Regions from separate parts of the Homo sapiens genome. Here all the other regions are linked to region 3. A link is a contact called in ENCODE Hi-C or POLR2A ChIA-PET data. All regions are on one chromosome and are shown on one strand. The core of a region is the stretch at or near the end of the contact, and the rest is flanking DNA. Distances in the headings are between cores, read along the strand shown. Region 1 holds the start of TXNDC17 (thioredoxin domain containing 17). Region 2 holds the start of SLC35G6 (solute carrier family 35 member G6). Region 3 overlaps LOC105371512 (a long non-coding RNA gene).

The links. Hi-C counts contacts between places; a loop is a spot of excess contacts on that map. ChIA-PET counts read pairs that join two places held with the same protein, here RNA polymerase II (POLR2A). Pooled maps may share reads with other maps.
Region 1: a loop to region 3 is called in a pooled map, with 4 times the contacts of the local background. The contact joins the promoter of TXNDC17 here to the enhancer-like site in region 3. A Hi-C loop is called at or near these places in 1 of 168 maps with a recorded cell type or tissue (naive thymus-derived CD4-positive, alpha-beta T cell), 3 of 37 single-sample maps with no recorded cell type and 7 of 50 pooled maps.
Region 2: a loop to region 3 is called in a pooled map, with 5 times the contacts of the local background. The contact joins the promoter of SLC35G6 here to the enhancer-like site in region 3. A Hi-C loop is called at or near these places in 1 of 37 single-sample maps with no recorded cell type and 3 of 50 pooled maps. POLR2A ChIA-PET finds 5 or more read pairs at or near these places in 1 of 52 experiments (T-cell).

What each region holds. Positions count from the first base shown.
Region 1 is chr17:6,639,640-6,642,339 of GRCh38, reverse strand. It overlaps TXNDC17 (thioredoxin domain containing 17), which reads right to left and starts at 1,280. Exons shown (of 4, transcript NM_032731.4): 1 at 1,113-1,280; 2 at 506-587; 3 at 16-91. The coding sequence starts at 1,257. It overlaps KIAA0753, which reads left to right and starts at 1,629. Exons shown (of 19, transcript NM_014804.3): 1 at 1,629-1,703. It overlaps LOC122526780, which reads left to right and starts at 2,024. Exons shown (of 1, transcript NM_001396008.1): 1 at 2,024-2,700. The coding sequence starts at 2,024. RefSeq lists enhancers at 561-620, 821-1,090, 1,221-2,102.
Region 2 is chr17:7,480,154-7,482,853 of GRCh38, reverse strand. SLC35G6 (solute carrier family 35 member G6) reads right to left here and starts at 1,408. Exons shown (of 2, transcript NM_001102614.2): 1 at 1,335-1,408; 2 at 1-866. The coding sequence starts at 1,337. It also overlaps a transcript of ZBTB4 not described here.
Region 3 is chr17:7,134,386-7,137,212 of GRCh38, reverse strand. All of the region lies in intron 1 of LOC105371512 (a long non-coding RNA gene), which reads right to left. Among named protein-coding and RNA genes, the nearest start is that of ASGR2, 21 kb to the right of the region's middle. Within about 2 kb of position 1,517, at least 2 of the 41 ENCODE cell types and tissues checked have a DNase peak (open chromatin) inside an H3K27ac peak, as active enhancers do.

The DNA of each region.
Region 1 (2,700 bases), core at 31-2,530, 490 kb after region 3:
TTTAAAGATACTTACTGTTCCATACTTAAGTAGTGTAGGCACTGCTGTTACTTTCAAGTTTTTTCTGAAGTCATTATTTGGATCTTTCCAACTATTCGAAAAGAAAAAGTGATCATGAAAAAAATTTACTTGGTTTATTACAGTTTGCTTAATATTTGACATAGTCCTACATTTAATTTTTTAGTAATCACTGTTCTTGCAAACACTTAAAAAACCTTGCGGACTATGGCTTAATCTACTAATTACCCTGTGCAAAGTTTCAAAGTGTGACTAAGATATAAAAGTAAAGCCAGCTAAGTTCTGGGCTTACACCAGACCAAATTCGTTGAATTACCCTTACTTAATTCAGGTGGGCATTTTAAATTTGTATTTAATAGCTTCTAATTGTTTAACTTGTCAGACATTACCTTGTAAGACAAACTGGGTAAGTAAGTCCCTGAGGCCCTTCCCGCCTAAGTATGCAATTTGTGCACGTCTGCGAGGTAGATTATACATTGCCACTTACTAAGGCTTTTCTCCTACTTGGCAGTAGATGAACACACATCCTTCACTAATGTGCTTCAGCCCCTCTCGTACGACTGGTTCAGCTTTAAAAAAAGTTGAGATAAAATAATCGCACGTCAACTCTACAATCAGGCACGTATAAACTGTGTTCTTTCCCCCTTCCCCCAGTCTTGGTAAGCACTCAGACTTTAACCTGCAGCTAACTGAAGAGGTCAACACAAGTCAGGTGTTCCCTTCTGGTCTTAGAGCCACGTTAAGGGTAAGGACCAAATCCCAGTCCCGATTTGCCCCTGCACCACCGCGCCCGTAACAATGGAAAGCACATGTATTTGCTGACCAACTCACGTATCCTGTAAGACACTAATGGTACTGGGGGAGTGAGAAGTTTTAAGGAACTAGATTCCAAGATCATCCGGGTAAGGTGGTAAAAGGAAGAGCGCTCTTGGCAGGGCGGGGTAGGATTTAATAGAAGGAGACTTGGGGACAGCTCAGATTGCTCCGCGGATGTCTGGAACCAAGACTCTGCCTCCGCTAAGCCCCCCTTCTGGCCGTAGGCTCGACCTTCCTGCCATTTCCATTGGACAGCAGCCCCCGAATCCCGGCCTCACCCTGCACGCAGTCGGGGCACCAGCTTTTCCCCCCGGCGTCCTTAGAACCCGTAAAGTAGGCGAAAATGGTCTTGCCATTGTGCTGTTCCACGGCCCGGTGGAACTCCTCGAAGCCGGACACGCTCACCTCCTCATAGCGGGCCATTGGCACGACGTGCAGCCGCTACTGGAGGAGTGCACGTCCGGTCGCCGCGGTTGGGTCCCGCGTAGGCGGGGCGAGGCTGTTTCCGGGTGGGCAAGAGAGGGCGGAGCCTGCGGAAGCCAGCGCCGCTAAAGACTACGGGAGCCTCTGACGACCACAATCCATCCGCATGGCTTTTTGCTCTAGTTCCTCAGATCTTTCTGCGCTAGCTGCACTCCCAAGCCCAGGCTTAGATCTACCCTAATCTAGTCCCAGCCCCGACCTCATGGACACTGGCTGCAAAACTTACCGCCTTGCAACACCTGGATCCTTAAATAGTTCAGGGCCTCAAAGGCTCCCAAGCCGCCCTGCGCCTGTTGCTATGGCGACTGGGCAGGCGGCCGGAAGCGCGGCCTTGTTGGGGGCCCCCGTTGCCCGCCTCCCAGTAGCCGCGCCTCACCCTAGGCCAGGTGGGCTCGGGCCGGGGCTGGGGGGGATTCTGGGAAGCCGCATAGAGTCATGGACTTGGGGGAGAGGAGATCTGACTCGGAAAGCCTTTGTTGCTTTGTCCCCCCAGTTACCTTTTCTGCCGTCTAGGCTTTACGGGGGCCTGGGACTGGGGGCGGGTTCCCGAGACTGGGCGGGGGTGGGATGGGTGAGGGGCTCGGAGGGAGAAAGGCTGCAAGGCCGGAGCGGAGTGTGTGAGTGCGTGTGTGGAGCAGCTTAGGGAGCGAGGTGCTAAGACATCCCCCAGGGCCGCGGTAGGGAGGAAGGGAACTGCCCTGGAGCTATGAGCCGGGAGACTCGCCGTGGGGCCTTGCCCAGGCTGCGCCGGGGAGAGCAGGCGGCTAAGATGCCGGGTCGCTGCGTGGGGCCCAGCAGGTCGGGGCGGGGGGTTCGGCGGCCGTGGGGGAAGAGACGGGGCGCAGGGACGTCCCGAGGCCGTGGAGCAAGGCGCCGGGCGAAGCCCTCGGAGTGGGAGACGCGCTGTGTGAGTGCAGAAAGGCCACAGGGCCGTCAGCGGCCATGGGGGACGAGACAAGCGGCGGAGACAGCCGACGCCGCCGGGGCGAATGAGGCTTTGGGAGCTCCTGGGACCCCAGGCTCCATCGAGGCTGCAAGGGACCCTGGGGCTGTGTGGGTGAACGGGGCTGTGGGGGAGCCCGAGGTGGTGGGGCTTGCCGGGGCTGTGTGGGTGACCGGGTCTGGGGAGGAGGAGACCGAAGATAGAAGTCCCCGGGGCTGCGAGAGAAAAGGTCGCCCGGGATCTCTGGGCCATGAGAGCATTCTGCACCTGTGGCTGAAGGTGCAGGCTATGAGGGCCGCCTCGGGATGTGGGGAAGGAAGTAGAGTCGAGCTCCATCCCGTGCCTGCAGGAGAGGGACCTGTCGAAAGGGGTGTTCCTGGCCGAGCTTCCTGGGTAGAGACAAGCCGCGGCGGTCTTACAGGGCCCTGGGTGAAGGAACA
Region 2 (2,700 bases), core at 159-2,658, 350 kb before region 3:
ACCTCGGAATGCAGGACAGCGCACACCAGGGCAGGGTGGGCCTTGGTGACCGCATAGCTCACACATGTGAAGGAGACCAAGGCGAGGATCCCCACTGCCCCCACACAACTCCAACTCGGGAGATCACTGGGCAACACGGGGGGCTGCAGCACAAAGAGGCCTGGCACAGAGCCCAGCAGCCCCACCAAGCCAGATAGGAAGGCCACTGTTGGGAGGCAGGAGGGAAAGTGCAGAGAACGATAGACCAGAAGCCCCAGGGACAGCGCCAGTCCTCCCACGAAAGCCTGCCCATAGCCCAGGGCGGTGTAGACACCCGTGATCCCCTCCTGTAGTGTCCAGAGTCCAGGTCCCACAATGATGATTAGTCCTAGGATGCTGCCCAACAGTCCACACCAGTCGTAGCCACTGAGACCCTGGCTCTCAAGGCAGAGGGTGAGGACGGCGGAGCAGACGGTGGAAGAACCTTTGCGAACAGTGGCAGCGTTGCCAGCGGGCACCACCTGAACCGCACTGTAGGCACATCCAATGCTGAGGACGTTGAGCAGGGCATAGAAGTAGGCCCGGCCTCGGATGTCAGGAGGTCCCAGAAGGGGGTCGCCACGCAGTTTAAGTAGCAGGGCAATAGGGAGGTGGAAGAGGCATCGACAGATGAGCAGCTCCAGCGAGGGCAGGTTGGAAGCCTGGTAAGCCATATGAGAAAGGGGGCCCACGAAGCCAGCAGGCAGGCCCCCACCCAGCAGGGCCACCAGCAGGCCATTGGTGGCATCAGAGGGCTGGCAGCACTGGTGCCAGCGGAGGCTGGGTGGAGCGGAGGGCGGCGATGGGTGTGTGGAGTCAGGCGGGTTCAAGTAGGGGTGACTGCCAGCCTGTTAGGGAGAAAGGAGCTCAGGGTAGACAGCAGCCGCAGCCCAGGCGACCTGGGGCAGGGCAGATGCCAGGATGGGGTCTGGGACCCTGTGGGACTGTACAGTGTTGGGCTATCTTGCTGAGGAACTCTTCGGAGCTAGAAAGGGCCTAAAAGATGAGTGAGATGTTATAATGTGGGCCTGGAGCAGGAAGCAAGGAGTGAGCAGTCCTGGAGCATCGTTTCCCTGGGTAAGTTGTTCCTGGGAGGAGAAAAAGGACCCAGGATGCTCTCTCGGATTGAGGAAGGGGAGGAAGCCTCAGATGCTATGCATCTGTATGATGCCACAGGTTCCAGAGACATCTGGGTACACCATTATGAATTCTATTTGTGGGTATCTCTGAGACAGCTAAGTTTTAGGAAAGGAGGGGAAATGGAGCAACCAGGAGCTATAGGGAGGGAGTACTAGGCCCCTGGCCCCCACACTCACCATCTTTCCTTGGACTTTCTCCTCTCCTCCTGGCTCAGGGAGCCTGGGCCCCTCAGAGCTCCAGCCATTGTGACATGGTTGGAGTGGGGGTGGGGTTCTTCCCTGGAACTCTCCTGAGGTGGTAGCACGCCTATTTTCCCGCTGAGTCCAACTCTGCTTCTTTTCTTTCTTTCTTTCTTTTTTTGTTTGCGACGAAGTTTCCACTCTTGTTATCCAGGCTGGAGTGCAATGGTGTGATCTCATCTCACTGCAACCTCCACCTCCCAGATTCAAGCGATTCTCCTGCCTCAGCCTCCCAAGTAGCTGGGATTACAAGAATGTGCCACTACACCTGGCTAATTTTTTTTTTTTTTTTTGGGACGGAGTTTTGCTCTTCTTGCCCAGGCTGGAGTGCAGTGGTGCGTGCAATCTCGGCTCACCGCAACCTCCACCTCCTGGGTTCAAGCAATTCTCCTACCTCATCCTCCCAAGTACCTGGGATTACAGGCATGTGCCACCACACCCCGCTAATTTTTTATTTTTCGTAGAGATGGGGTTTCTCCATGTTGGCCATGCTGGTCTTGAACTCCTTACCTCAAGTGATCCACCCCACCACCCCCCGCCTCCCAAAGTGGTGGAATTACAGGCATGAGCCACCGTGCCCAGCCCAACTCTGCTTCTTTTCTATTTATGTCTCCATGACTCCAAAGTTTGTCTGATTCTTTTATTCTTTTTATGGCTAGCTCTGTGGCTTTACATTAATTTGTTTATTTATATCTTGCATGGTTTCAGAGAGGTTTTTTTGTTGTTGTTTTTTTTTTGAGACGGAGTCTGTCTCTGTCGCCCAGGCTGGAGTGCAGTGGCGAGATCTCGGCTCACTGCAAGCTCCGCCTCCCAGGTTCACGCCATTCTCCTGCCTCAGCCTCCCGAGTAGCTGGGACCACAGGCGCCCGCCACCACGCCCGGCTAATTTTTTTGTATTTTTAGTAGAGACAGGGTTTCACCGTGTTAGCCAGGATGGTCTCGATCTCCTGACCTCGTGATCCGCCCACCTCGGCCTCCCAAAGTGCTGGGATTACAGGCGTGAGCCACCGCGCCCAGCCTCAGAGAGGTTTTAAGGCAAGGAGCTGTGAACCCTGGCTCCTCCATCTCCTTAGTTTTTAATTTTCCAGCACCAGGGAGGAGTTCTTGGGATTGTCCCTGTGGAGTTTCAGGAATGTGTTTTTTCTGTGTGTGCTTCCACCTGGTGTTTTGTTGATGCTGTCCCCAGAGGCCGACACCAAGGCCTCTGCATTTATGTTCAAGTATACAGATGTGGATCTATCTGCTGGTGGGGACAAAGTACCCAGCCAGCTTCATGTGTTCATTTGCGCTGGTGGTCGTTCGT
Region 3 (2,827 bases), core at 268-2,767:
AGTCTGTTAGGGCAGAGAGGCTGTGGATTGCATTTAGTGTATCAAGAGTAAAACTCAAGAAGCTCTTTTTCAAATAATCTTTTAAATTTGGGGCTTATAAATGCAATCGTCCTGGTTTCTGAACTCCATGTAATAGATCTGGGGATGAAACAGAAGCTATCACGGTCTCAGGCCAAGCTGCCTCAACACCTTTAGGGGCTTCGCAAGCCTTTTTCGACTCTAAGATGTGAACCAGAAAGTGTTTTTGTGATTCAGGCTAGGATGTCTTACCAGTTGGCAAAAGAAAGATAATAAGTAAGTGTAGCCAAATAGTTCTCAGGAGCTGAATAATTGAATACTCTTAGCTATGTAAGAATGATCTCTTTACTGTTTAATGTTTCACTTCAGCTACTTAGAAGTATAATGCAGATTGATTGACCTCAAGTGATCTTCCTGCCTCAGCCTCCCGAGTCGTTGGGAGTACAGGCGTGCAACACCAGTCCTGGCTAATTTTTAAATTTTTTGTAGAGACAGGGTCTTGCTATGTTGTCCAGGCTATGAAGGTAATTTTATATATTATCTTAAATGATTTTGTGCATGAAACAGTTTCGATGGCATTTTGACTGAAACCTGTCACATGAGGTCAGGTGTGACATTTTCCACTTGTGGCTCAGAAAATTTTGGATTTTGGTGCCTTTCGGATTTTGGATTTTGGGATTAGGGTCGCTCAACCTGTATTAAAAAATAGTTGGGGTGCAGGGGAGTCTCTCTTCTTTCAGACTGGCACCTGCAGCTGTGACCACACGGTGGCGCTGCTATCCTGATGTTGGGAACATAAGAGAAAAAAGAAAAAAACCCAACTTCCTAAGGGCGAAAGAGTAAACTAGAAATATGAAATGAGGTTTAATACTGATTGCAGTAATTTTTAAAACTTTGCCTTTTACATAAAAAATTGTGGTAAAATACACACCACATAAAATTTAACCGTTTTTAAGTATGCGTTTCTGTTGCACGCGGCACATTCATTGCTGTGCAACCATCCATGGAACTCTTTTCATCTTTTTTTTTTTTTTTTTGGAGAGAGAATCTCGCTTTGTCGCCAGGCTGGAGTGCAGTGGTGTGATCTCGGCTCACTGCAACCTCCGCTTCCTGGGTTCAAGCGATTCTCCTGCCTCAGCCTCCTGAGTAGCTGGGACTACAGGCGCCCGCCACCACGCCCAGCTAATTTTTGTATTTTTAGTAGAGACGTGGTTTCACCATGTTGGCCAGGAAGGATGGTCTGGATTTCTTGATCTCGTGATCCGCCCTCCTCGGCCTCCCAAAGTGCTGGGATTACCGGCGTGAGCCACCGCGCCCGGCCAGAACTCTTTTCATCTTGTGAAACTGAGACTCTAAATCCATGGAACAGCAACTCCCCATTCCCCGCCCACCAACCCCTCCCCCTGGCGACCACACCATTCTACTTTTTGTCTCTATGAATCTGACTACCTTAGGTAGTGGGATTATGCAATATTTGTCCCTGTGTGACTGGGTTATTTCACTCAGCATAATGTCTTCAAGGTTTATCCATGGTGTAGCATGTGTCAGAATTTCTTTATTTTTAGTTTTTGAGATGAGCCTGGCTCTGTCGCCCAGGCTGGAATGCAGTGCCTCAATCATGGCTCACTGCAGCCTTGAACTCCTGGGCTCAAAAGATCCGCGTCTCGCTCTTGTTGCCCTGGCTGGAGCGCAATGGCGCAATCTCGGCTCACTGCAACCTCCACCTCCCGGGTTCAAGCGATTCTCCTGCCTCAGCCTTCTGAGTAGCTGGAATTACAGGCGCCCGCCACCGTGCCCGGCTAATTTTTTTTTTTTGTATTTTTAGTGGAGATGGGGTTTCGCCATGTTGGCCAGGCTGATCTCGAACTCTTGACCTCAGGCGATCCACCCACCTCAACCTCCCAAAGTGCTGGGATTACAGGCGTGAGCCACGGCACCCGGCCCAGCTTTATTTATTTTTATAAATTTATGGGAAACAAGTGTAATTTTGTGACATGCATAGATTGTGGAGTGGTGAACTCAGGGCTTTTAGAATCTCCATCACCCAAACAAATGTACCTTGTACCCATTCGGTAACTCCTCATCATCCAGGAATATTTAATTTGAAATTAATTTTATATGAAAACAAACAAACATATTAGATCCTATATACTTGTGGCAAGTGGCTCTCCTGGAGTTTGCTGTCTTTTGACAGGCAGGTGTGTAGGTGGAAACTCTGGAGGGTGAGGTTCTGGACTGAGGCTCTTCCAGGGGTGGCTGAGGCACCATTTCTCCAGAAAACCCTCCCTGGACACCTTATTTCTGGGGTCCCACTCACTCCATGCTTGTGAACCTGTATATTTTCCTCTTATTTATTTATTTATGTTTTGAGATGGAGTTTCGCTCTTGTTGCCCAGGCTGGAGTGCAATGGTGTCATCTCGGCTCACCGCTAACTCAGCCTCCCGGGTTCAAGCCATTCTCCTGCCTCAGTCTCCAGAGTAGCTGGGACTACAGGTGTGCGCCACCATGCCCGATTAACTTTTTTGTATTTTTAGTAGAGACGGGGTTTCACCATGTTGGCCACGCTGGTCTCGATCTCCTGACCTCGCCATCTGCCCGCCTCAGCCTCCCAAGGTGCTGGGATTACAAGCATGAGCCACCGTGCCCAGCCTTATTTTCCTCCTAACTGTGCTGTTCCTGAAGGCAGGGTCCCTTCATTTCTGTGCTTCTGGCACAGGGAAGAGCTGCCACGCTATGGGCATATGGTGCCCCCCCACCCCCACCCCCCAGGACCCTCTGGTTGTGCTTGGCTTCAAAGAACCTTGTGAT